Linked DNA regions of Homo sapiens: regions 2 and 3 are each linked to region 1. The links are chromatin loops, found by intact Hi-C in ENCODE. Cell type or tissue: dorsolateral prefrontal cortex. All regions are shown on one strand.

Region 1 (2,500 bases):
AGAGTGTTGCCAGAAGTCTGATCCTCAGAGAAAAGGTGCATTTTACACTTATTATAAAATTTCTTTGTGGCTTTACTGTCCTTTGAGAGTGGAAGCAAATCTTTTGAGTATTTTCATTCAACATTAAGGAGACCTACCTGACAAATTGACATGCTGTGTGATCTTTTCACAGATGATTCTTTCTTTCTTCTTAGAGAGTCATTATCAACCTATCTTAAAGCCTGTTCATGGTTTCCTGGGCCGGATGCCAGGTGACAATCCTAGCGTTTTTTGTTTTTTTTTTTAATGGCTGTCTGATGAAGCATCATCCAGATTTGGTCTTGCTCAAAGCCTTCTTCCCTGTGCTCATTGATTTATGGACCAGGTCTTTGGAGCAGAGGCCCAGTGCCTTAATACTCATTAGTAAATTGGGCACAGCTAGCCTAGGAATGAGATTCTCAGTCAGTGCCCAGACAGCACTGAGAGATGTGGAGAAAATGAGACTCATTTATCAGTCACCTTGAGACAGCATCAGCAGTCGGCCACCTTCCTTCACTCTGAGGCCTTCCACAGCCTCAGCACAGGCTTCTGAGCCTGCTGGTCTTGAGGGGTGGTGATGGACTCCCAGGTTCACCTTGGTCTGCTTCTCTCTCACTCTGCATTCTAGTTACATGGGCAGAACCTGTCTGAGCATCTTCCAGTGGGTGAGTAAGATCCTGTTGATTGGTAAGGCAGTCCCTCTCAACCGAGGCAGTTTTGGCAGTGTTGAGAGACATTTTTCGATTGTCACAACCCTCTAGTTATAGAGGGTTATTGGAGGGCTCTAATGGCATCTAGTGGCTAGAGGCCAGCAATGCTGTTAAACCTCTAATAGCTTCCCACAACAAAAAAATTATTCAGACCCATATGTCAGTTGTGCAAAGATTGAGAAACATTGGATTAAAGTGATTTATTTCATTTTTCAGGGACCCGTGCTTTGTTTTGGTTTAGTAGTTGTTTTCAGAATTATTATTATTTTTGAGGCAGCGTCTTGCTCTGTCGCCTAGGCTGGAGTGCAGTGGCGCGATCTCGGCTCACTGCAAGCTCCGTCTCCCGGGTTCACGCCATTCTCCTGCCTCAGCCTCCCGAGTAGCTGGGACTGCAGGCGCCTGCCACCACGCCCGGCTAATTTTTTGTATTTTTAGGAGAGACGGGGTTTCACCGTGTTAGCCAGGATGGTCTCGACCTCCCAACCTCGTGATCCGCCCCCTCGGCCTCCCAAAGTGCGGATTACAGGCGTGAGCCACAGCGCCCAGCCCCTCAGAATTCTTGGAGTTACCGCTGTTGCCTTTTTTTGTTGTTAGGAAATTCTCTCAACTGTGAATATCGTATGGGCCTAGTGAATGAAACTCATAGAACATGTGAAGATCTTATCTGCTCCAGCAACCACAGCTTCCTTCTCACTCTTGTCCTCTTTCCCTTTTGTCCACCTGCCAGTAATGTGCACATCCAAGAGACTAAGTCAGGATAAAATCATCAAATGTTGGTTTTCTCTTACCCCACCCACGCCCTCTAGTGGCCTGTTTTGCCTCTAAAGCTGCTTTGCCTGTCCCTTCCTCCTCTGCTTCTCCTTTTAACACCAACTGTATTTAGGTGAAGACTACCCCCATCTCCTTTCCATCTGTCTTCTTTATACCTGTGAATGTCAGAGAACAGCTGGGGTAGGTGTGGCAGAACCTGGGAATAGAGAGGGCAGGAAGAAGAGTGCATGTTCTGGACCCAGATTCACCAGCCCTGTTACAGTGTTTGGAAATTTATTTTGCTATTGATGCCAGATATGGAGCCCTGAACTCCACTGAGTGGATGGTATAACTGCAAGACAAATATGCACTTCAGGTGGGTGGCATTGGAGGTTTTCCTTTCTCTGCCCACAGGAAAAATGCAAGTGTAGTGTAATGAATTAAAACTCTGGGTACAGGACTGTCTTGCTTTGATCACTTCAAATGTAAGAGGGGATGGGCTGTTTAAAACCCAGATATTCAAAGAGTATTCCCAAGATAGCAAAGGTGTGTTGTTTTTAGCAGGTGTATTTCAGCTAGTTAATTAAAATAAGACTAGTTTAGCCACTTCCAAAGGGAACAGACTGTTTTCATTTAGAATGTGTTTTTCCTGTTTATAAAAAAAAAAAAAAAAAAAAGGACCCAGGTCCTGAAAGTGAAAGGTCTCTGTTCATACCTATTTCTTGGGCAGCACCCTGCCTGCTCCTGAGCTCCTTTGCTTCCTAGAGCTAGAAGAGAGTTGGTGGCATCACAGCTGTCAGGGATTCACAGTTGAGCTTTTGGGCACCTGCTGAGTGGGCTCTATCAGGTTGGTGGCACTGGGCCATCTGGGGGAGTGAATGACCTCAGAGCTTCTTCCCAGGAATTTGGATTTATTTTAGAAGAGAAAGCTGCTTTGCCTGTCCCTTCTCCTCCTCTGCTTCTCCTTTTAACACCAACTGTATTTAGATGAAGACTGCCCCCCACCACCGTCCCCGTTCCAT
Region 2 (2,500 bases), 170 kb after region 1:
TAAATTTTTCCCAAGATTTTCTATTTAAATAGACAAACATTGTGCTGCTTGCATTTCCTCCAAAGCTGTTCTTTGAAATTTAGAGTTGATGAAGGTATCCACACTTCATGGCAGGCCCTGATTTTCAGAGGTCAGGAGGCACTGTGGGTTCTCTGACTAAACCTGCAGAAATCCTGATCTGCGTCTTCTGGCACTTTTCTCCTCAGTCAGAAAGATCTGGACTCCCTGTGCTATCTTATGCCCAACCACGGCCTGACAGAGGTCATTTGTTTTCCACTGGAGAGCCGGCACATCCTCTCCAAAGTCTGATAGGAGAGGGCAAATCAGAGATCACAAGTCTGGTAGATAACAACCCTGGATTCTTCATATTCCATAAAGCTGGGATGTCGTGGGACTAGTACATTCCCACTGTTTCCTTCCATTTCATCTGCAGCAGTCAGATCTCCCCCACCCCTGAGCCACATGTCCAGGCCACACCCTATAGTTAGAAGTTCTCTCTGACAATCTCGTTTCTGTTAGCTGTATAATAAGAGTAAGATGCAGAGCAGGAGCTTCCTAATGGTAGTAGAGCTTTCCCTTTATCCTACAGCTTCCAGGCTCCTGGCTACCATGTTTTCCTCACCACCATCACCCCCACCCGTGATCTCTGGTGGTTCTGCTGCCCAAGGGGGAAATGACCCAGCCAGCATTAGGGGCTCTGCTGGCCTCTAAAGCTTCTTTTCTTCCCAGCTCCCTGCCCTGTGGACATCTCTGGCATTGTGATCACGCAGTTTTCAGGAAACGAAAATTTATTCTTTCAAAAAACCAAAAAGATTGAGTACCCTATTCTGTTCAAAACAAAAGTAAATAGGTCCAGAAAACCTGAGATGTTAGTGCTGTGCCCCAGAATTCCTTCAGGAGCTACCTGGTTCTCCAGTATGTCACCCATGGGCTGTGCTCAGGGTTGGCCTGACACATGCAGCCCGGCAGCTTGGGCCTGGCACCCTCCAGCTGAACCTTTCTAAACGATCATTCAATTAGAGCAGCTGCTAAGAGAGGAAAGCTGGTGAGAAGGAGGGGATTGCTGTGAAAAGACCGAGGGAAAAACAGAACCAAGCTTGCAGCTAAATCTAGTTGAGCCATCTCCTTCATTCTCAACACCTGGCCTTGTGGTTGGGTGATGCTCTGTGATGGCAGAAGGTAAGGACGCCCTGGGGCCCAGTTATCTTTTCTCACTTAATGTGCCCCTGGGGGCTGAAACAGAACAGGCTTTTATGTGGGTAGAGAGGACACAGCTTCGTCAAGCCCAGACCTGGACCCTGCCCATCAACAACCTGCAGTGCTCCAGCAGTGTGAAGTACACCCACTGTGATGGTACGTGCCGAGGCATTTCTGTGAGCAGTTATTTCATTTTTGGACCCAGGAAATCAGCACCACTGAACTGCAGCTTGTCCCCTTTGTCATCGTGGCTTCCAGCTGCTGTGGTTGCTCTGAGGACTGAGAGCAAGTTGTTGCTGCCATCTATGGTCTGTCTTGGGGGAAGCACATGGTTTGCCTGCTGGAGAGGGAAGCAGCTGCCTTGCAGATTCAGCAACACAGCACCCTCTCTCCCCTCTGAGGGGAAAATCAACACCAAGATGTTGGTGTCCCCAGTGTAAACCCCATTATGAAAACCTGTGTTTACTGACCTACCATCATTTTAAAGCAGTTCCGTTTGAACTGCAATCAAACCTCCAAGTGACCTTTCTGTCCCTCCGCCCAGCATTCCTGAAAGGGCCTGTTGTTTCTTTGGTTCAATGAAGAAACCTTCTGTGTAGTTAAGCAAGTGTTTTTCCAGTCATGTCTCCTGGTGAGTTACAGAAGGATTATTGTTGGGTCTTGGTGGTGGTGGTGGTTGTTTTTCTTTTAATACTCCATCCTCCCTACCCCGTGGATACCCCTAGACACTTAATTTTTTAGTTCCTTGGTGGAGGAGAGCATAGTGAGTTGAGCAGCTTTGTGGGGACTTTAAAAGTTCGTAGTTTTTCAGATCCTGGTGTAAGCTGAATTCTCTCTGCCCCACCCCCCAGGGCCTGGGAGCCTTCCAAAGTGAGGTGTCCACACGGGAATGGGCCACAGAATCGCCGCCTGCAAGCTAGGAATGCCCGTCCTGCCTGATGGTCCTGCCTGATGTGTTCATACGCTGTGTGGTTTTCTGTCTTACAGTTGTTTGTTGGACTTGGGTTCCCTTACGAGGGCCCAGCTCCCCTGGAAGCTATCGCAAATGGATGTGCTTTTCTGAATCCCAAGTTCAACCCACCCAAAAGCAGCAAAAACACAGACTTTTTCATTGGCAAGCCAACTCTGAGAGAGGTAAGCATCTATCAAAATTATTCCATTTTGAATAATATGAATAATAGCTATTTATTGAGTGCTCATGTAGGTATTAACTTCATCTAACATGATTGGGTGGGAGGGTGAGGGTATAGAGGCTCAGAGAGGCAAATGACCTGATCACATCACCTTGCAAGTTAGGGGCAGG
Region 3 (2,500 bases), 130 kb before region 1:
CTTTACCATCAGAGGTTTTACCTTGTACCAAGATTACATAGTGGATAATTCCTCAAGCCATTAGAGCTCAGGTCCAGGGCAGAAAAACAATTTCATTTGTTTATTTCACAGACACCAGTTCCAAGACTGAACCACATGGGTCTCAGCTTTATAAGGTTTACATACATAATTGTTATTTTGTTGCTATAATTTTCATGCAATTTGAATAGGTCAAGAAACCTGGTCTATGTAGGGTACCTTAAATATCCCCTTTAATATTTACTGTATTATTCACAGTACTTTCTGCATGGATCTTCCTTTCTTCCTGGTTATCTGGGGTGAGAAGCATGGTGTAATAGAAAGGTTCTGGGCTTTGGAGTCAGGCAAACTTTGGATTCAATCCTGGCTGTGATCCTTATCAACAGTGCCTATCTGTAAGTATATTACTTACCTTTACTAAGTCTTGGCTTCTTTTTCTATGAAATACGTATAGTAAAATCTACTCCATGAATTGTTAAAATGTAATTCACATACAGCTTAGTAAGAGATGCTGAGAAACAATATATAGTTGGCCCTCTGTAAGCATGGATTTGGAGGATCCTAAATCCTCAGATTCAATCAATCACAGATCGAAATCCGCAGATATGGAGGGCTGACTATACTTGATTATATGTAAAAAGCTGTGTTTACTATGCTTATAATTGAGCAATTATTTAAAGTACTATATATGTGACAGACAAATGAAAAGAAATGAAGCAATACAGTTAGAGTAGACTTAGCAATACCAACAAACACTGTTGCATTGTTGTGAAATAGTCCTAAATATCTTTCTTTTTCTAACCTGACACCCATTGTTTGCAAGTGGTGAAAATGCTAAAAATGAATCTCTGTTCACCAGGAATGCACGACCTTGGCCATCAGCTGCCAGGGCTTTCACTATTGAAATCCTGCTATGTTATTTTCTTCCTAAGCTTGTAATGAACGGTCTCTTGAGAGGATGTGATGAAATATACAGCTGCATCCTAATAAGCATCCTTATGTCCATAAACAGTATCCTTTAGCAATTAATAATAAAAATTGTAATCTTAACTGTGGGGAAAACAACTTAGATAGTATTACTTTTTCTTAAACGCATGGCAAGTATATGATTTATATAAATAAATAGACTATGTAATACAAATATGGAAAATGTATATTTGTGTATACAAACGAATTTACTTAATTTCTCTATATACACATATACTTTTTATAAAAAATATCCTGAAACAAAAACCATCTGTAATATCCTCTATAGCAGTGGGTTCATAAAGTTGAAATGATTGATGCCTTTCAGAAATCTCTAGGCAACCAGGTGGTATCATTATTAACCACCCGTGGGAACTTGACTTCAAATCCAATCTATTATGATTAGAATCTACATGATCTGTATCCAGTACAGCAAGTCCCGGCCACCAGATGTCACCATTCTTCTATTTCCCTCCTGGTGCTTGGGGAGAGCTAAAGATACTATTTTCTCTCAAGGGACTGAGGGAAATACGTGCCTCAGAACATTACTGGGATTTCACCAAAAGGTCTTTTCTTAGTCATCCTGGCCTTGCAGATTTCCCTGTGGTTTTTGAGTATCTTGACTCGACAGTTTCTAACAGCTGAGGAGCCAAGTGGCTGATAATTTGGGGCTTATCTGGTCAGGAAGTGCTAGAGCCATTTCCTCCAGCTAAACTTGAAGACAGGATTGACATAAGGTGCCCAAAGCCCAGAGCTTGCTCAGTGCAGGAGAGGCTATGGATATGCCCTATTAAAAGGTCCTGGGGTCAGGAGACCTCAACCAGCTATGAGCTCACTTACAAAATGAAGGAAAGGGACTGAATCATTCCTAGGGTCTAAAAATTCCATGATCCTCGTTTGTAAATGCCTCTGGTGGGGAGGGTGCGTAGTAGGGTGGGGGCGAGCTAAGTCCAAGAAATAAGACCCCAGAGAGGACAACGAAGTAGGGGTGAAGTCCTGCAGGGCAGATGAGGGGAAACTGAACATGAATCCTTATGAGGTCTGGATGTAGTGACTGGTTATGGGGTCTGGAAATTGCTGGGGTTATGGTCTTGTGGATTCTACCACTAGCTCAATAGCCCACTCTTCCTCCATTCCAGATACTACTTAACAAGAAACTATAATGCTTATCGATGTAAATGTATGGCATTCTCTCTCCTGGGGCTTGGTTGGATTTAATCTCTCATGTCAGTCAATGTTCTTTGTGGTGCCTTCAGGGCACGGGATGTGTTTTATTTGTGAATTTACAACAGTGCAGTTTTCAGCTAGCTCGTCCAGAGTGTTCCTAAAATCCGGGAGTGGGAGCAGGGCAGAGAAGAAAGAATGGATTTCATTTATAAGTGCCACATATCCCTAAGTATTTCACATATATTTCATATCATCTTCACAATAACCTCATGAAGCAGCATTTGTTATGCTCATAAAGATGAATTCAAATGGTTAAGTGGCTTGCCCAAGGTCACAAAAACCAAATGGC

Evidence for each region. A loop is a pair of places that touch in the nucleus more often than their neighbours do. Peaks named below come from ENCODE experiments on the same cell type or tissue, not always from the same donor. Only the 100,000 strongest peaks of a DNase experiment are listed, where the experiment ranks them.
Region 2: a loop joins it to region 1, with 3 times the contacts of the local background. A loop is called at or near these places in 67 of 110 quality-filtered maps.
Region 3: it touches region 1 in a loop (8-fold over the local background); 92 of 110 quality-filtered maps call a loop at or near these places.

Annotation. Positions count from the first base shown.
Region 1 is chr2:134,244,033-134,246,532 of GRCh38, forward strand. It overlaps a transcript of MGAT5 not described here. Among named protein-coding and RNA genes, the nearest start is that of MGAT5, 8.8 kb to the right of the region's middle. RefSeq lists enhancers at 631-1,131, 1,132-1,632. In dorsolateral prefrontal cortex, CTCF peaks have their summits at 1,553 (motif pointing left) and 1,754; DNase peaks (open chromatin) are centred at 1,539 and 2,328; H3K4me3 peaks cover 154 bases; H3K27ac peaks cover 918 bases.
Region 2 is chr2:134,410,685-134,413,184 of GRCh38, forward strand. It overlaps MGAT5 (alpha-1,6-mannosylglycoprotein 6-beta-N-acetylglucosaminyltransferase), which reads left to right. Exons shown (of 16, transcript NM_002410.5): 12 at 2,185-2,331. Among named protein-coding and RNA genes, the nearest start is that of MGAT5, 160 kb to the left of the region's middle. In dorsolateral prefrontal cortex, a CTCF peak has its summit at 1,508; DNase peaks (open chromatin) are centred at 965, 1,497 and 2,107; H3K4me3 peaks cover 2,048 bases; H3K27ac peaks cover 2,500 bases.
Region 3 is chr2:134,117,006-134,119,505 of GRCh38, forward strand. No RefSeq gene overlaps it. Among named protein-coding and RNA genes, the nearest start is that of MIR3679, 8.9 kb to the right of the region's middle. In dorsolateral prefrontal cortex, CTCF peaks have their summits at 1,434 (motif pointing right) and 1,634; a DNase peak (open chromatin) is centred at 1,436; H3K4me3 peaks cover 346 bases; H3K27ac peaks cover 1,093 bases.